Linked DNA regions of Homo sapiens: regions 1 and 2 are each linked to region 3. The links are chromatin loops, found by intact Hi-C in ENCODE. Cell type or tissue: heart right ventricle. All regions are shown on one strand.

Region 1 (2,500 bases), 290 kb after region 3:
AAAAAAATCTTTATGGACTGGACTGGAGAGGCTTGGTTTGCTTTCGAAGAACCAGGATGCTTAATGAATTACTCTAGCATTGTATCAAATAATTACAATATAGCTATCTCTGTATTAGAGCTCTTAATTGGCTCCAGATGTCTCTCACCAGTGATACCGGCTGCCATCATTTTGCCCATTTGAGGTAGAAGTTACCCCAAAGAGGATACCAAGCTGAAGTGTTTCTTAGTCCTTTTTCTTGAATTATCTTATAGAATGGCTATGACCAAAAGAATCCCCCCAGCCACCCAGCTGAAACCTCAGTGAGGCTGATTTCTCCTACTGCTGAAGCCATTAGCACCCAGTGTTGAGAACACCCCAGCTCCCAGAAGATACATTTTCAGGGTCTCCTACGTGACAGTGGCCCAGGGCCACATCATTTTATGCAGAGTCCTGTCTACCATGTGGGTGGCATAGTCAGGCCTCAATCTCTACACACTGTGGCAGCCCTCAGCACTCCGGTGCCAGAGGACGGCAGATTTGGAACTGGGGCTGATTTCAGCTCGAGCTCATGTTTTCCTTTTTAAGCTTTTCCAGTGAAAGAGCAGATTTCTATCCCATTGCAGGCTGTTAAAACGTCAGAGACTAATAAGTTTTCAACAATCTGTCAGTGCAGATCTCCAGCAACAACCTGGCACTGCTTTCAAATCAGGGCCTCATCGTCCAGCCCAACCTCAGCCAGTCAAAATAAGAGACACACCAGCAAAAGAAAAAAAAGAAAAAAGATAATCACCTCGAGCTGAGCAGAAAATCTACACAAATCCATTGTTGCCAACAATCAACAGCAAATCTGTGGGCTACGTAACCTGAGGTGACCCTTCCAGAAGAGCCATCCCTTATAAACCTCTAATTAGGTATGGTTAGGAGTGACTTGAAAGATATTAATGCTATTGCTATTGGAAAATGAGCTTACCAGCTTTTAACAGCTTTGTTTTCTTCTTCAGTCAAAGAACAGAATGTTAGCTCAATGGCGTATGCTTTCTATTAGAGCAGTGCCAGCAGCAGCGGTCTCCAGAGAGTCTCTCAGCATTTTATTACATACCCCTATTTTTAAATGTTTAAAAACTACTTATTATGAACCAAAACTTGGAAAACCTGCTTTCAGCCCAAGAGTAATTTTTATTTTTATTTTTTTAGTTATTAAGCAAACTTCCAAAATGCAGAACTGTGTTTTCTGTCATTTTATCCCTAGACAGTAGAGGGCAATAGAAAGGCTATATGGCTAAGATCTCCTCGTATCCCTGCAGGGAGATCCTGAGGTCAGATGGCGTGGTGCAGGCTCAGAGTCATTGCGTCTTACGTTGCACTCTCCAAGTCATGCAGCATTGTCTCCATGGGTCGTGGTTAGTCCTGATTCCCATAGCACACATCGAAATGCACATTGAAGACAGCCTCTTTCATTGTGCAAAACGACTATAGCCTCTGCACAAGCTCCATTTTAGAAAAACCTGTACCTGTGAAGGCTTATGGCATGGAGTACAGTGCGATCTCTGGTGCACCCAGTTATAGGAACTGACTAGGCATCTCAGTTCAAGGTACTTTGGGAATAATTGTGGTATGTGCTCTGGGAATTTTCCTGTAGCAGACTCAAATACATATGCCACAAATCTTGATACACAGTTCAAAAATGTCAGAAGTTTGCAATGCTATTTCATCTTTTACTTATTGTCTCAGAATCCCAAGGGTTTACACCTAGCCACACTTTGTTTTCAAAAAGATAGCTGTGAAGGCAAACAACTAAAGCCAAACACATTTCACTTATATACAGTCATTTTTAAAAGGTGAAGTCCATAGACACTTTGTGTTGGAGAAAACAGGAGGCAATATAGAACAAAAAAGAAAAGAAAACAGATTGGTGGACATAATGGAAAGAACTGAGTATATCGGGGTTCAAATCCCAAACCTATTCCTCAACAGCTGTGTGATCTTAGTCAGAGTTGACTTTTCCTTTCAAAACTCATTGTAGAGTACAGGGAGTAACAATGCTCACTCCTCTACAGAAATGTAATATATGAGAAACCATCTTATATACCCTAAAACCATAATGGGGCCTGCTGTGTATCTGGTTTTGCGGAAGGAAGAAGGTAGAAGCAGAATAGGGTCATTTGGTGGTAGTGTGTACAAGATACAAAGCACAGTTCTACCATGTAAATCATGGGGTTTTATGAGGGGAAGATTTTGCTCCTCCCATGATGGAGAGCCCTGGTCCTTCAGAGGTTAGCCTGCAGGACCAGAGGTCTACAGAGCAGAGGTCATTGGGGCAGGATGGAGGCAGTGACTCTGTCTGATGTGCCCTTATCCTTGGCATTGAGGAAGCGGGAAGAACCAACCTAGATTTGGGAAAAAGGGGTCCCTTCTAGGTGATCAGCCAAACTGGCTACATCCTGATGGGTTGTGGAAAACTTTCTGAATAATGTATTCTGATTAAGTAGGGGAGAGAGAAACTAGTATTAAACAAGTC
Region 2 (2,500 bases), 720 kb after region 3:
GATTATACAGCCAGCAAGTGGTGCAAGTAGGACTTGAGTCTGTGCTCTTATCTATTATACTGCTGTGCCTCTTTCTATGACTTTATTGGGAAGAGATGGATAGGGACAGTAGAAGGCAATGCTAATGAGTTAAATCACTGCCCATCTCTCTCCACAATAGATTAAGACAATATTTAAAACTGATGAATCAAGAAATAGTAGTAAGAGATGGGTAATCATCAGAAGAAACAAAAACAGAAGCTATTTAAGCCAATTTGGTCTCAGGAACAGTACTGTGGCAAGGAATAGGTGAAGCAGGGATTTGGAATTTTTCCTTGTAAGCCCTTTATTTATCTATTTTTTTTTATTATTATTATTATTATTATTATTATTTTGAGACAGGGTCTTGCTCCGTCACCCAGGCTAGAGTACAGTGGCACAATCTTGGCTCACTGCAACCTCTGCCTCCTGGGTTCAAGCGATCCTCCCACCTCAGCCTCCCGAGTAGCTGGGATTACAGACGCACACCACCACGCCCAGCTAACTTTTTGTACTTTTGTAGAGACGGGGTTTCACCATGTTGGCCAGGCTGGTCTCGAACTCCTGGCCTCAAGTGATCCGCCCGCTTTAGCCTCCCAAAGTGCTGGGATTACAGGCATGAGCCACTGTGCCCAGCCCCCTCCTGTATTATTAACATGTACTTTAATAATTTATTCTAAACATTTTAAAAGAAAAAAAATTATAAATGATCTGAGTTAACAAGAGAAAAATGGAGCCATCCAGTTAAATTATACATTAAAGTTATGTCATTTTTTCTTTTTTACATTTTAAATACTAATTATACAATCAAATGTGATAAGAAGGAAATTCCTTTCTCATCTGTGACAGAGATATCTGACCTGAGTCCTTTAGAGAAGAAGACCTGGTAACTACCCACAACAGAGTTTGGGAGGCCCCTATTTTCACACTTGGTAAGAGATACGAAAGTGGTTTCCAATCTAGTAAAGAGATGCCATTTGAATAGTAAGATGAAAAGTTAAACATTAGCGGCCACAAAAGGTTTGAAACTCAAGACAGGAATGAGTGTCCAAAATGTGCTTTTTGTCCAACCAGAAGACCTCTTATCATAGATGAAAGATAAGCTCTCTGGAGGGTGGCCTTTAATGACAGGAAAGGGCTCTGAATTCTTGCATATTTTGCTAGACAGACTGGTGGTACCGGCACCATCCTGTATATTTATTAATCTAGAAACTCTATTTTCAAACCTGGTGTCAAATACATCTCATCAACTATTATAAGTTCAAACCAACAGATTAAACAGTAAAGTAAATAGTTCAGGATAGCAAACTGGTGCATGGTAAAACAGCAATAAGACCTTACACACCCTTAAAATGAGGTCTTTCAGGCACAGGTAACGATACACATTGATATGCTGCCATCTAGTGCTCATTGCTTTAGACAACTGAATTAATCATATGCTGAAATGGATTTTTAAATTATTACTATTTTTTAACTCTTCCCCTTAGTCTCTGCAGAAGTTACTGTTTTTCATGGGACCTTCTGAGACCTAAACCAAAACATTTTCCTAATAAAATGGTATTTATACACAGCCAGTAAATCTACAGACAGCTTTATACATAATGGAAAGCTCAGTGGGTTCTACCTAACCCATGTATACAGGTTGATCGAGTTTTCGTGGCATGCCACCCACAGAAAGGGTATAAGGAAGGTTTAATTACTTCAGTAAGTCATCTGCTAAATTTGAGTAACAATCACTATTACAAAGCCATTACTATTACTCATAAAATTCCTTTCAACATGTATTAACAGTTGAGAGAGAAGGAATTCCTCTTTTCCCAATATGTCACAAAGATACTCTGAAAAAAAAAAAAAAAACCTGAAAACCAGCTAGAAATGCTGACTAAATTGCATCATTGAATTCCTCGGGGGCCAAAGAGAAGAAAGAACTAAAACAAGAGTGGAAAGTAGGGGCTGAGGGCATTTTTACTAGAGGGGCACTTGCTGATGCCAGGAATGTAGTCTTAGAATGCAATGGCCTCCCAAAGCATAGGATTCAAGGCCTTGCTCAGTGTGAGAACTAAGATGTTTGCATAAAAGTGGAACCCTTAAAAGATTACAGCAGCAAAGATAAACAAGGAAGTTTGTTTGTAGGGGCTAAAGTTCAGGTAGAGAAAAAAAAAATCTTCCCTCAAAATTATAACCATATCCTCTGTTTCATAGGATTTGGGTTCGAACCTATAGTAATCTGATAGGTTGGATATGGGGTATAAGAAAAGGAGAAAGGTCAAAGGTTATGATAAAAGAAAAACTTTAACTGAATTAAATTTAAAGGAATTTAATTGAGCAGTGAATGATTTGCAAATCAGACAGCCTTCCCAGACAGAGTAGGCTCGGAGACTCCAGCGCAGCCATGTGCTGGAAGATTTATGGACAGAAAAAGGAGTGAGGCACAGAAAATGGAAGTGAGGTACAGAACCAGCTGGATTGGTTACAGCTTTGT
Region 3 (2,500 bases):
AGGACATCTCTCTGGGCGTGTCCTCAGGATAATACTCAGGTGAGGGGGCAGCTGGGCTGTGATGCAATCTCAGCAGGGCCTCAGCAGAACCCCAGGGGCTCTGGAGTGGTCCCCCATCACTCTGGGAGTGCTGAGTCTCTACACTTTCTCGTTGACTAAGTACTGGGGGGCTTGACCTTGAACAAAGCAACCTTCTTGAGCTGAGGGCAGTTTTCAGAGAGGGTTGTCAGAGGACAACCTCTGTTGAGGACAGAACATGGTGGTGCATCACAGTCCACTACAGGGGACGCGGATTCTAAAATTGTGGCAGAGCCGGACATAATAGCTTTGCCTTAAGTTCCAGAGCCTGTCTTGCATTGCAGTTAGCTTGAGTAGTACAAATTGTCCGGAATTTCCAGTACCTACTGCCTTGTTATCCTTTGACCAGACTAGTTCTTATATTTACCTTGTGGGAAATGCTTGCTTTTAAAAAATTGATGGTGGGGTTGGGTAGGAAAGCCTTCCTGTCTCTAAAGATCTATTCCTGTCAGCTCCCGAAGTGTCTGTGCCTGTGGCCTTGCTCGTGGGTCATTCCACGGTGACTTCTGCAGCTGCATGGGGAAAACTAGGGCTGGGAAAACTATGGCTGGTTGATCACAGCTTTGCCCTTTCCTCTTCCTGGAAATTCCTGTGTTTACAAGGACTCAGAGCATGAAGCAGTGATCGCATCATGGAAATGCATCGGGAGAACTGAGTTATCACTTCTCTGGGCCTCAAACTCCTCAACTGTAAAATGAGGAGGCCAAACGGAATGTGCTCCAAAGTCCAATGTACAACACTAACATTCTATGATTTACTTCTTCCAGTGAAAAAAGACACAATCACAGCTCAGCTGGGTTGCAGTTTCAGTTTTCTGCACTCTGTGTCCAATTTGGACACAGTGGGGAAGTGGTCTGTAGGTCCCAGAGAACTTCTGTTCCACTGTATTTAAGAATAAGCTGTAATTGACCTTTTAGGTGATAAAGCTCTCACTTTGGTTTTTTGTTTTTTGTTTGTTTTTGAGAAGGAGTAGTAGTTCTGTTCCTAGTGCTTGCCATGGAGGTATATCAGCACTATGCAATGCAGGCTATTGTTATCTTCATTCTACAGATGAGGAGCTAGGCATAGAGAGAGACTATCTCCACCCCAGTAGATAACCCAGGTTCTCACAGCTGATTAAGTGGCAGAGCTGGAATTTTCATTTTTTATTTTTCCCCTGAACCTGAGCCATTCTTCTGCCTCAACCTTCCAAGAAGCTGGGACTACAGGTGCGTGCCACTGTGCTGGGCTTTAAGAGCTGGGATTTGAACCCAAGCAGATGGGTTTTCCAACCCATGTTTTAAGCTCCTAGTCAACAGTTCTCATCTTATACATTTGTTTATCTATTTATTTTAGATTTTGCTGTGTCCTAGAAAGAATTTAAGGCAGTTTACAAGGATATGTATAGCACGGCAAAATAATGGAACAGGAAACTGAAAGAGGAAAAAGCCGTCAGGCTGCAGTTCTCCATATTTACCACGAGAGGACAGTATAACACCGAGAGCGCCCAGGCTGGTGGCCCCCTGCTAACCTGTTACTACGTTCAGATGAAATTATAGAAATTACGGAAAAAGCGAGGTTAGATTTAGTATTAATTGCAAAAGTAGCTTACATTTAAGGACACTAAGGAATTATAATACAGCTATATCCTTGTCAGGCCTGAGATTATTCACGTCATCAGGCCGATTCAACTGTTTTCCCAGCAAATAACATATTTTGTGAAATTCAATGATGAAAGCCAGGGATAGTATTGCTTAATTGTTAAATTTCAACACTGCAGTGGGATTCTCACAGGTTCTTTAGGTTAAGTACAACTATCGATTTCACTGCTACAAAACAGCCCAAGGCTTATTTTGAAAGACATGATTATAGTTTCTGCTTTTATAACTGGTAAAGATTGGTAAATTAGAGTGGTGGAATGTTTATTAGGTATATCATAACTAATACATGCAAATAAGGGCTTCCAAAGATATTATATTCGTTTAAAAGATCGTTTAAAATACTCGTTAAAAGACAAATGCCAAGGCAAATTATGCCAGGATGGCGCTTTGCAGACCAGAAGGTGAGTACTGCTTCTCGAGCATGGGAGACCACATTTGAAGTGGGATGAAGTGGTGGTGGTGTCTGCTGGATCCCCAAGTGTCGTGGGGGGGGACCTGGTGAGAGGTAATTGAGTCATGGGGGTGGGGTTTTCCCGTGCTGTTCTTGTGACAGTGAGTAAGTCTCATGTGATCTGCTGGTTTTATAAAGGGCAGTTTCCCTGCACCTACTCTCTTGCCTGCCACCATATAAGACATGCCTTTGCTCCTCCTTTGGCTTCCACCATGATTGTGAGGCCTCCCCAGCCATGTGGAACTGTGAGTCCATTAAACCTCTTCTTTTTTAAAATTTAATCTAATTTTATTTATTTATTTATCTATTTTATTTTACTTTAAGTTCCGGG

Evidence for each region. A loop is a pair of places that touch in the nucleus more often than their neighbours do. Peaks named below come from ENCODE experiments on the same cell type or tissue, not always from the same donor. Only the 100,000 strongest peaks of a DNase experiment are listed, where the experiment ranks them.
Region 1: it touches region 3 in a loop (2.3-fold over the local background); 8 of 110 quality-filtered maps call a loop at or near these places.
Region 2: it touches region 3 in a loop (3-fold over the local background); 48 of 110 quality-filtered maps call a loop at or near these places.

Annotation. Positions count from the first base shown.
Region 1 is chr6:135,937,550-135,940,049 of GRCh38, reverse strand. All of the region lies in intron 1 of PDE7B (phosphodiesterase 7B), which reads right to left. Among named protein-coding and RNA genes, the nearest start is that of PDE7B, 87 kb to the right of the region's middle. In heart right ventricle, a CTCF peak has its summit at 1,219 (motif pointing right); DNase peaks (open chromatin) are centred at 508, 1,049 and 1,336; H3K4me3 peaks cover 980 bases; H3K27ac peaks cover 1,193 bases.
Region 2 is chr6:135,505,370-135,507,869 of GRCh38, reverse strand. The region is part of intron 2 of AHI1-DT (AHI1 divergent transcript); the gene reads right to left. Among named protein-coding and RNA genes, the nearest start is that of AHI1-DT, 8.8 kb to the right of the region's middle. In heart right ventricle, a CTCF peak has its summit at 1,416 (motif pointing left); no DNase peak of the experiment used is centred here.
Region 3 is chr6:136,225,452-136,227,951 of GRCh38, reverse strand. No RefSeq gene overlaps it. Among named protein-coding and RNA genes, the nearest start is that of MTFR2, 24 kb to the left of the region's middle. In heart right ventricle, a CTCF peak has its summit at 1,528 (motif pointing right); a DNase peak (open chromatin) is centred at 1,541; H3K4me3 peaks cover 672 bases; H3K27ac peaks cover 1,152 bases.